2 separate regions of the Mus musculus genome follow, and region 1 is linked to region 2. The links are chromatin contacts, found by POLR2A ChIA-PET in ENCODE. All regions are on one chromosome and are shown on one strand. Each heading gives the region's core, a stretch centred on a gene start or an enhancer-like site at or near the end of the contact. The rest is flanking DNA. Distances are from core to core; before and after follow the strand shown. Region 1 holds the start of Ddr1 (discoidin domain receptor family, member 1). Region 2 overlaps Mucl3 (mucin like 3).

Region 1 (4,654 bases), core at 108-2,607, 65 kb after region 2:
GTCATGCTTGTATAGGGGCCGCATTAGTCTTCTCTGTATCTTTCCAATTTTAGTATATGTGTTGCCGAAGCCAGCACCACTCCACACAGATCTTGACATCTTCTGTGTGTGCGTTTGATTTCTTTGTGTTGCTTTGGGGCGGGGAGAAGGACTGGTTAGTTGCTTGGGTTTTGTTGTCTCACTGTGTAGCCCTGGCTAGCCTGGAACTCAGAGAGATTCTCCTGCCTCTGCCACTCGAGTGCTGGAACTAAAGACCTGTACTCCTAACAGCAAGATAGTTGGTTGGGGTTTTTGTTTGTTTGTTTTGTTTTGTTTGAGACAAGGTCTCAAGTTCAACTACGATGCCAAGGAAGGCTGACCTTCAGTTCTTTATCACCAGAGGCTAATTACAGGTGTGTGCCACAAACCCCGAGGTAATCTATAAAGTCAGATCTCACCATTTAGCGAATACTAAACGGCAGACACAAGCTCCTATAATCAGAAGACAAAGTGAGCCACACGCAGGCCCTGAGGTACAGGATCCTCAGAGAACGGAGCCACCCACCCCCAAACATCCAGAGTGACTGAGCCAGAGGGAAGCCAAGAGCAGGCAGGAACAGGTGGGACTCAGGTGGGAAGAACAGCAAGAAAAACAAGGACCATCTCTCCCTGTTCTCAAGCATTCTACTGTGTGTGACCTGTCCCTACAGTGAGTGCCACACGAGTCTGGACACACCTCCATCCTTCTCAGCCACTCAGTTGTAGGCCAGCCGGGCGGTGGCTGGGAGAGGGGGTGCTGAAAAGAATTGCCTGGCCAGAAAGGGAGCCTGGGAGCGTTGCTCATTGGGCGGTGACCTCGTCTCTTGGCACAACCCGGCAACCACGGAGCGTGGCTGGTCTGGTAGGTTGGGCGTCAGGCTGGCTCCCTCTGGCCTGGGCAGCTTAACCGAGCATGTCCGTAAGCATGGCACCGGAGGTTGAGGGGTAGGCACCGATAGGATGACTCAGTGGGCTACATATGCGCGCACCTGTCCTCTTGGAGTTAGGTTCTCCCCTCACCCAAGAAAAGAGAGGTCCTCGCTCTCTTTTCGGAATAGTTTCTCGGAAAGTCAGGACCCTCTGCTTTGGATGGAGAGTCAAAATCCCGGGGCAGCAAACATAACTGGGGTTCCCCAACCCGCTCCCCTTGCCTCTTGCTCGTCCCCGCCTCAGTCCCTACCTCTCATGGCTCTCCGGGGCGGACCCGGGCGTCAGGCCCCGGCTTGGGGCCTCCTCGGCGGCGGGGCGCGGGAGGGGAGCGCAGGCGCCGGCGGGGCTCGGGTGTCGGGAGGCGGCTCCCGCGAGCAGCTGTCGGGGGCCTGTTCCGGGGAGAGGAGCCAGCGCGGGGCCGGATCGCGCCCAGGCGCCGCCTCCCCGCGCCCGTCCCCCGCCGGTACTCCCGCCCCGGCGCCCGCGCTCCCACGCCCGGCGCCGCCCCTCGCTCCTCTCCTAGTGCGGTACCCGCCCTGCAAGTGCTCCCCAGCGCGTAGCCTCCACTAGGTGATCCGCACGCCCATCCCCCGCCACCCCGATGCTGGGGTACAGCAGCACCATCAGGGGCCCGCTAAGCCCCCTAGGGACCCCGCGCGGTGGCTCGGGGGTGGGGAGAGTTGGCGCCGTCCCTCCTCCCCTTTTTCTGGGCTCGGTTCCTGGAGAGAGGGAGAGAAGCACGGAGAAGCGGCCCCAGGGCACGCAGGAAGGAACGGGTTCCCACAGGCCCAGCACCGGAGCGAGAGCTGCAGCCCGGCTGGGGGAAGGGAGCCGGGCTCACCTGTCTAGCCAGACCCTCTAGGTTCACACTCCACCCCATTTGTCACCATTTGGCACACACCCCTCCTCCGGATCCCAACCTAAATCACTCCCCCCATCCCCGCGCGCCCCAAGTCTGAGAGCCGGTCACACTCTTTTAGTCTCAACTTTTTTCTGTTCCCTTCTTCCAGAACCTCTCCCCAGCTTGGCAGCTCCCTCCTGTCTTCTCAGGATCCCTGAGATTCAAACCCCCAAGCTCCGGATCCCCCTGGGATCCCTGCTTCATCCAGGCTAACTCTGCAGTCTTTCTCAGGCAAGCCTCCCTCAGTCCCAGTCAGTCAGCTCGGTCCCTGGTGGAAGCCGCAGAGTCTGGCTTCTGGCAAGGAGAAGGGCAAAATGGAGCCAAGACGAGGTGGGGGTGGGGGAGGAAGATAGATAGGCGCCCTGAAAAATAAAGACACTGCCCAAAGCACAGGAACGCATGACCCAGGGATACAAGGAGACAATGAACGGAGAGAGCTGCTGAGCCATGGACCGGAGAGATAGAGGCAGGGAGGACAACAGAGCTAGTGTGGGAGTGTGGGAGGTGTTCCGTCCCATTCAGCACCACCTGTCATTCCTACCTCTCTCCAACGCCACCCCCCCCCCCATACCTGCCAAGTCCCCGGATAATGTCAGGTCACAGTAAAGTCTCCGGTCTCACCACCCGGTTACAAACACATCCCAACTGACTCAAAACTCACACCCAAAAAGCATTTCCAAAGAGTCTCAAGAAAGACACGAAGTCCAAACAAACCAAGACAAGTACACACAAAAAACCTACCAGGAAGATAAGCTGCCCCTAGGGAGAAGCCAAGGCAGGCTGGGTCTCCAGTTTACAAACCCAGGGACGTTCCAGCTGCTGAAGGACCTGCTAATGGCTCCCATGGCCACTGGGAGAACTGCCTACGACCTTTTCACCTAGACCTTAGGGGACACCCACCCCGACTCCCCAAATCACCTACCCCTCTGCAGACAGCGATTGGAAATCTGGGTCCTGCAGAGACTGGGCGGGGTGTGGAGCTTGGCTGGGGGTGGGGCCAAGGTTTCCCAGTAACCTCACCTGCGCTGGCGGCAGCCCCTCCTCCCAGGAGGGCCGCTCTGGGGAAGCCCGGGACAGGACTAGCAATGCTTCAGCCCCTCACGCCCGTGACTCACACTGCCCAGTGAAGGGCCCATGGGAGGTAGAATCTTGAAGCCTTGGCCCCTTTATCACTCTCCCAGGAAAAATTCCTAGTCGGTGATGCCCACCTCGCTCCAGACCAGGGCCGGAGGAGTAGGAGGGACGCAGGGCTGGGGCCCAGCGGAGTCAAGTGACAGCAGAAAAGGAGCTGGAGCCGGCTGGAATGTGCTACTCGGAGCCCAGATTCCCAGGGGCCAGAGAGGGAAATCCCAGCCATCCTGGGGCCTACATAGCTGAGCCAAGAACCCAGCCATCTGTGGCTCCCCAGCCCTCTGCTCCTCTCCAGGGCCCCCTGTTGTACCCTAGAACCTGGGAAGTTCTCTCTACTTTTCCCTCATGCACACTCTCCCATGCTGGACCCTTTTCTGCAAGCACAGGAAGAAGAAGCAAAAAACAAAAACAAACAAACAAAAACAACAACAAAACAACTGAGGGGAAGGGGGATGTGAAAAGAGGCACGTAGGAGAAATAAGAGCTCAGCTCAAGGCCTGCAGACCACCCGACCATTGTAGGAAAGCAGGACAAAACCAGTGAGAGGAGAGTGGACTAGATGGGCCCACCCTCAACACCCCCAACACACACTAGCTACAGTCCCTGCCTCGAGATGCAGCTGCCTCTAGGGGAGCAGGTTGGGTCAGCAGCTGGGGAGAGTGGAAAGCCTCTGGTGTGGGGGGGGGGGGGCAGGGTAAGGAGCTGGAAAAGACCCTGGCTATAGGTCATACTTTAAAACCACCGAGATCAAATAGGAAAATGAGGCCTGGGGTATGATGGCCAAGGAAGAGATGGCTTAAATCTGGAACCGATAAAAGAAAGAAAAAAGGAAAGGAAAGGAAAGGAAAGGAAAGGAAAGGAAAGGAAAGGAAAGGAAAGGAAAGGAAAGAGAAAAGAAAAGGTGAGACTGATTAGCTGTGCATAGTCTGGGGAAGGAATGAGGACCAGGGTACCAAGAGTCTCCCAGAGGGAGGCTGATGGTCACATAGAGACAGGACCTGGGAGGGGGCACACGTCCGGAGCACAGAGAGGGGAGGAGAGTTAAGGGAGATGGTGCCAAGTAAAGAAAGGGTGGGAGATAAAGGGGCTCTGGAGGAGAGAGGAGTTTGGGGAGGGGAGGAAAGGACTGGATGGAGGGAGGGTTGCTGATCCAACATGGAAGGAATTAAAGGCAGAGAAGGCAACTGGAATAGAAAAAAGAGAGAGAGAGAGAGAAGGTTGGAATGAAAGTGATATGGAGGCAGAAAGATACAGACTGAGACATGGAGCCATAGAAAGGAAGGAAGGAAGGAAGGAAGGAAGGAAGGGAGGGAGGGAGAGGGAGAGGGAGAGGGAGAGGGAGAGGGAGAGGGAGAGGGAGAGGGAGAGGGAGAGGGAGAGGGAGAGGGAGAGGGAGAGGGAGAGGGAGAGGGAGAGGGAGAGGGAGAGGGAGAGAGAGAGAGAGAGAGAGAGAGAGAGAGACACGGGGGCTGGGTGGGCAGACTTAGGAAGGAAGGACAACTTCGAGACGGATGGAAGGGCCAGAGATAGAATTAAACCTGTCTCCAGGCCACCAAGGCCCCGCCCTCATTCTGGTCAACCTGTTTCCACACGGGGCCTCCATCCTACTCTCCTCCCACCACAAGGCCTACCTGGTCCCTCCCCACAAAAGCAGCCCAGCCCCAGGCCTGCTCC
Region 2 (5,337 bases), core at 1,752-4,251:
GTTTCCCATTTACAGCTGCCCATTGCTGGGTTAGCTGGATTGCAGCCTGTAAATCATTCCAACAGATTCCCTTAATCTATATAGAGAGATCCCATATGTTCTGTGACTCTAGGGAACCCTGACTAAATACACTGTGTGTATTGATACTGGCCCTATTATAAGGGAAATCATCCGGTCTTTGAGAAAGGTATTCAGTTAGTGGAAGGACTGTCTGGTCCTTCTCATCTGAGGACTATGTTGGGGATGCTGTGTCCAGGATAGAGGTGTTTGGAGCTGTTGAGGTTATTCATGGAGTCTCTTTCAGAAGCCATGATAGGTAACAGAAGCAGTGGTGGCTCTATCAGGTGCTCTAGTTTCTGTGGAGGACACTGCCATTGTCCAGGGTCTCTAGTAAAAGCTTTAGTAGCCTCAGAACCTGAACTGGAGCAGAGATGCTGCAGAGGAAGACTTGCCAGTATTCAGAGTGGTGGGGACACTAACTAGGGTTCTTTCAGAGACAGTGGTGGCCTCAGGAAGTGTGCCGGAGACCCTCATTGGCACAGACATTGCGGTGGAGGATATGATACAGATGGAAGCTGTTGAAGCTGCTATGGTCTCACATCGTGTAGTGGAAGCCTGGTGGGCGTGTACCAAGGTGATTCTGGAGGGTGTGGAAGGCAAGGAGACACCAGACACCATGGCAGTGAACGAGGTGATCACGAGTGGTTTTACAAAGGCCCTGTAGATTCAGTTTCAATGGGCAGTTTCAGAGCTTTAGGGCAGGAGGAATCCCTAGTGGGATGGGAGGATTGACTAGTGTTGGCATTCTGTCTAAACTCCACCCCACAGTTACCTGGCAACAGCCAGGTAGGCCTGACCCACTATAAAAGGTGCTGCTTGCTCCCTCCTCCCCCCTTGCACTTCCCTTCTTGCTCCCACTCTGTCCCCTCCCCCCTCCCCCCTTTCTCCACATGCTCATGGCTGGTCTTCTTTACTTTCTCTCATTCTCTCTCTCTCTCTCTCTCTCTCTCTCTCTCTCTCTCTCTCTCTCTTTCTCTGCCTCTACTAACTACCCTCTTAACTCCCCTCTCCACGCCCTGAATAAACTCTATTCTATACTCTACCATCGTTGTGTGGCTGATCCCTCAGGGGGAAGGGAGGCCTTGGCAAGGACCTACTGAAATACCCCCTTCCCCCATACTTAACTATACCTCCATGGAACAGATCTCCCTTCTCTTTATCCTTTTATAAACACATCAACTGGTATCCGTGGAAACACAGCCCTGAGAATAGGTAGTTTTATGCATTTGGCTTGGCTGTGGGAGAGAAATCCAGGCTGCCCCATCTGTGATGGAGGCAGAAACTGACCTAGCAGATCTTATGCAGGGAGAATGGAGCCCAGCTCTGCTCTGAAAAGGAAGTCCAGGATCCACCCACCAGGTGGAGCCTCAGGAGAAGGAAAAGCTGCAGCTTGCTAACCAGCCCAGGCTCTGGGACCTGCCCTCTGGGTTGTGAGCACTCCAGGTTCCTGCTGTGACCTCCAGGAGGCACAGGGACACAGGCATGCAGAAAGCAAGTGCATTCCCTGCAGAGCTGCTCATCAGTTAGCTATGCTTCAAGTGGGCCCAGCCCTGAGCTCATTAAAGGACTTCCCTGTGGGTTTCAGGGTAATAATTAGCAAAGAGAGACAAGATGGTTAGACTCTAGAGGAAAGGTTGCTGTTATTATTACCTACTACTATTATTGTCGTGGTCTAGTTGGAGGAATTCAGGGTCAGGAGTGGGCTAAGGGCTTTAGCATCCATCCTAGGGTACTCCCTGTACATAGCTATGCTGAGTCACACCGACCTGAACAACTGAAAATCACACACCTTCTTTTCTCCCAGAAGTCCCAACCTAGCATGGACGTCACGAGGGGTCTAAGTCTGGGGTCCCTCCGGCCCCTGAGATACTTCATCTCTGAAGCCCAGCTCCATCCTGCCCTCAGCAGAGCCTGTCACCTGATGGGACATCCAGAGAGTCCTTCTGGCCCGAAGCAACCCAGACAGTTTGAGATCATCCATGACAGGGCAGGGACTACTGAGGAGAGAGAAAAAGTAGAAATGATGGCCTCGTGACCCTGCTGCCTGGTTAAGGCTGGAGTCTGGCCGGAAGGCCTGTGACGCACTGGAATGCCTTCTCAGGCACCTTTCTCCAGGGTCAGTGGACATCAAGTCTCTGTGGATGATGGGTGAGGTTCTGTGGGACTCATGGTTTTGGTATCTTAACAGAGAGACATGGCTGCTTATAAATATTGATTTCATTATCCAGGTTATTTACTCTGCACAGCACTTCCTGTGATGACTCTTGTGGAAGTCTTCTAGCGTTCCTGCATTTGTGTCCCAGGCGAGAACATTGCCCTATGTGTGTGTGTGTGTGTGTGTGTTTTTTTTTTCTGTGTGTATGTCAACACACTATATATAATGGATGTTTAATAATGCGGTGTATGGGGCTGGAGAGATGGCCCAACAGTTAATAGCATGCACTGCTCTTCAGAGACCTAAGTTTGGGTTCCAACACTGGGTAGCTCAGGACCAATTGTAACTCTGGCATCAGAAGAATCTGTCACCCTCTACTGGCCTCTGAGGGTAATTGCATATGTGCAGGCGGGCAAGGACACACACACACACACACACACACACACACACACACACACACACACACACACACACACAGAGCTTTCTTATCAAGTCCGAATTCCCCACCCTCCTCATTTTGGCCCCATGCAAATAAATCCACAGTGAACTGACCTGAGCTTTTGCCTAAACCCAGAAACCTTTTAGAAAGAATAGAATTTCTGTCTCCGCTCTCTCTGGCCCTTCAAAGAACTCCTTAGTCCTGTCCTCCAACCTTTTCTGTCCAAGGTTACCCATAAAACCACAGAGCCAGGGACCTGAGTTAGTTCTCTGAGAATCCACACAGTCCACACTTTAGAAATACATCATGCTTTATTACAGAAGCCCAGCAGAGGGCGCCTGTCCTCTATCCACTTCCTCCCCGCTCCTCGTCTTGCGCACCAGGTAAAGAAACGGGTTAAATTGGAAAGAAAATCTTCCAAGCACACATAGATGAACCGCCTGTGAGAAGGAAAGTCAGAACATGGTGGAGAGCGAGGAGAGGGGATGTGGGCTGAGTGACGACGGTGACTCCCGCAAGTTGAAGCCAGCACGCGCTTTCGGTAAAGATGGAGAAATGCCAAGTGCTGAGAAGATGCACCACCGGGGAAGGCTGGGGATGAGGCTTAGTGGATGAGACTGCAGGCAAACATAAACCCCCGTGTGTACCCACCCACGGACAGAAAACCCACCACAGACATCCAGAAAAACCAAGAGACTCACGAGGAAAAGGGAAGAGCTATGCGTGGGGTGGAGGAATTTGTAACCTTTTGCAGGGTAGGGGTTCTCTCCCTCTCTCTCTCTCTCTCTCTCTCTCTCTCTCTCTCTCTCTCTCTCTCTCTCTCTCTCTCTCTCTCTCTCTCCAGGCAGAAGAGAGAGTAGAGAAGAAAATAGTTCAATCTTCCTTTATTTTGGGGCCCTTTTTAAAAACTAAAAACAATTTAAACATATCTGGTATCTCAAGAATTCAGAAGTGTGTGCATCTTAGGTAGGGGTGGACATAATTACTATAAATCAGTTTTTAAACCTGAGCACCTGTCTTCACTCCTCCTGGGACCCAGGGTCCTACTAGTCTTTGGAATGTGGAGGTGCTGATGCCTCACCAAGCCACGCCCTTTCCTGTACTGGTCCCGCCCCTGCTGTCCATCAATGCTATTCTTACATCACTTTCTATGGAGAGTACTTGAGTTATTCTTTCTTCTCTCTCCTCCAAATGTTCGTCTGTTGCCCTTACCGCCTTGTTCCTCAGCTAGTCAGTTAGGAGCATGGCCGATGGGGGCTACAGCTTTTGTCTGTTAGTTTTTGCTGCCCTTTCTGAGTTCATGAATTCGGAATCTAATGCATCTTCCAGGAAAGGGGCTAAGCCTGGAAGGTCTGGGGATGCAGGTCTCGCGGTCATGGTGGGGAAGGGATCTGGTTTAGATTCAAATTCTGCTGCTCCATCAGGTAAACTGGGTAGGAATTGCGGCTCCCTTTGTCTTCAGGCTGGGGCTCGGGCTCCTCTGAGTTCTGGGTCAGTACATGGCGTGCTCGTGATGCACAGGAGACCTGAGGTGACAGACAGAGGAGTAAGACCATTGCCAGCAGTCCAATTCCCTCAACCACCCTCAGGGCTTTTCTCCGTAATTCTGTGCCATTGTCCTTCTCCTTCCCCGAGATTCTATCCAAGCTTTGGTCCATATTCCAAACCTGGGTCAAATACAGAGTCCTAGATTTCACCTACAACCCACTTCTGCCCTGGTCCCCTTGTCTTGGTATCCCCGCCTTCACTCCCAAAACTATTACCAAATCCCCAGATTTCTCTCTCAGACCCATATTCCACTGCAGCTCATTATTCTCTCTAACTTCTAATCATTCGTCAATCCCCATCTCTTGTGTCTCCCTGCCGCCCCCCCACCCCCAGTCCCACTGCCCTTACCAAAAGGATCAGGCCAATGAAAACCAGCAGGATAATCACAGCCATAAGGATCACAATAACTATAGCCCACACAGGGAATGAATTATTCTCCCCTGTTTCCCCAGCAGCATGGAGGCCTCCAGGCAAGCTGTGGGTGCTCTGCTGGGGGTAGTGAGCTTCTGAAGTGCTGAGTCCCAGGTTCGTTCTGGATGTCAAAGAGCCAACTGTCCCTTGGTGCATGGTCTCCGTTTTATGGACATGAGAAGGGACAGTAGATGACTTGTCTTCTGTGGCTTTGGCTGGTTGTGTGGTCTCCAAGAATACTGGTGTTCTCTCAGAGGTTCTTGTGGCTCTTACAGTCTTAGTGGCTACTATGGTTTTCCTCTGGAATACGGTGGGACTCGCTGTGGGTTTTGTAGCTTTCTCGGTAGATGGTGTGGACTTTGCTGAGACCGGTATCGTATTTTCACTGGCCGATGTGGTATGATGTTTTATGGGAAGCACCTGGGCTTGCGAGCTACTCTCACTAGCTGGGCTGGTCTTTCCTTCATACTTGGTGAATGTTGATTGGGTTCTTGTGATCTCGCTAGCTGATGTGGCCTCTTTAATGTGTTCTGTAGTTATCTGGACAGACTTGTCTGAGGCAAACGGAATTGTGTGATGTTCAGGTCCTGATGTTGTTAGGGTCTTTAGGGTGTTGTATGAGGTCCTTGGGGTTTCTGTGGCATACACTGGGGAAGAACTTTGTCTAATGAGCTCTGAGACATGGAAAGTTGTGGGCTTCTGTGAGGTGGTCCTTAAGCTGGCA

Evidence for each region. ChIA-PET counts read pairs that join two places held with the same protein, here RNA polymerase II (POLR2A).
Region 1: POLR2A ChIA-PET joins it to region 2 with 66 read pairs in Patski. The contact joins the promoter of Ddr1 here to the enhancer-like site in region 2. POLR2A ChIA-PET finds 5 or more read pairs at or near these places in 2 of 5 experiments (Patski and embryonic stem cell).

Annotation. Positions count from the first base shown.
Region 1 is chr17:35,699,233-35,703,886 of GRCm38, forward strand. It overlaps Ddr1 (discoidin domain receptor family, member 1), which reads right to left and starts at 1,358. Exons shown (of 18, transcript NM_001198833.1): 1 at 1,199-1,358. LOC115488883 (a small nuclear RNA gene) reads right to left here and starts at 77; the gene lies at 1-77.
Region 2 is chr17:35,632,806-35,638,142 of GRCm38, forward strand. It overlaps Mucl3 (mucin like 3), which reads right to left. Exons shown (of 3, transcript NM_001033366.3): 2 at 4,551-5,337; 3 at 2,950-4,180. The coding sequence ends at 4,028. Among named protein-coding and RNA genes, the nearest start is that of Mucl3, 8.2 kb to the right of the region's middle. Within about 2 kb of position 3,002, at least 1 of the 3 ENCODE cell types and tissues checked has a DNase peak (open chromatin) inside an H3K27ac peak, as active enhancers do.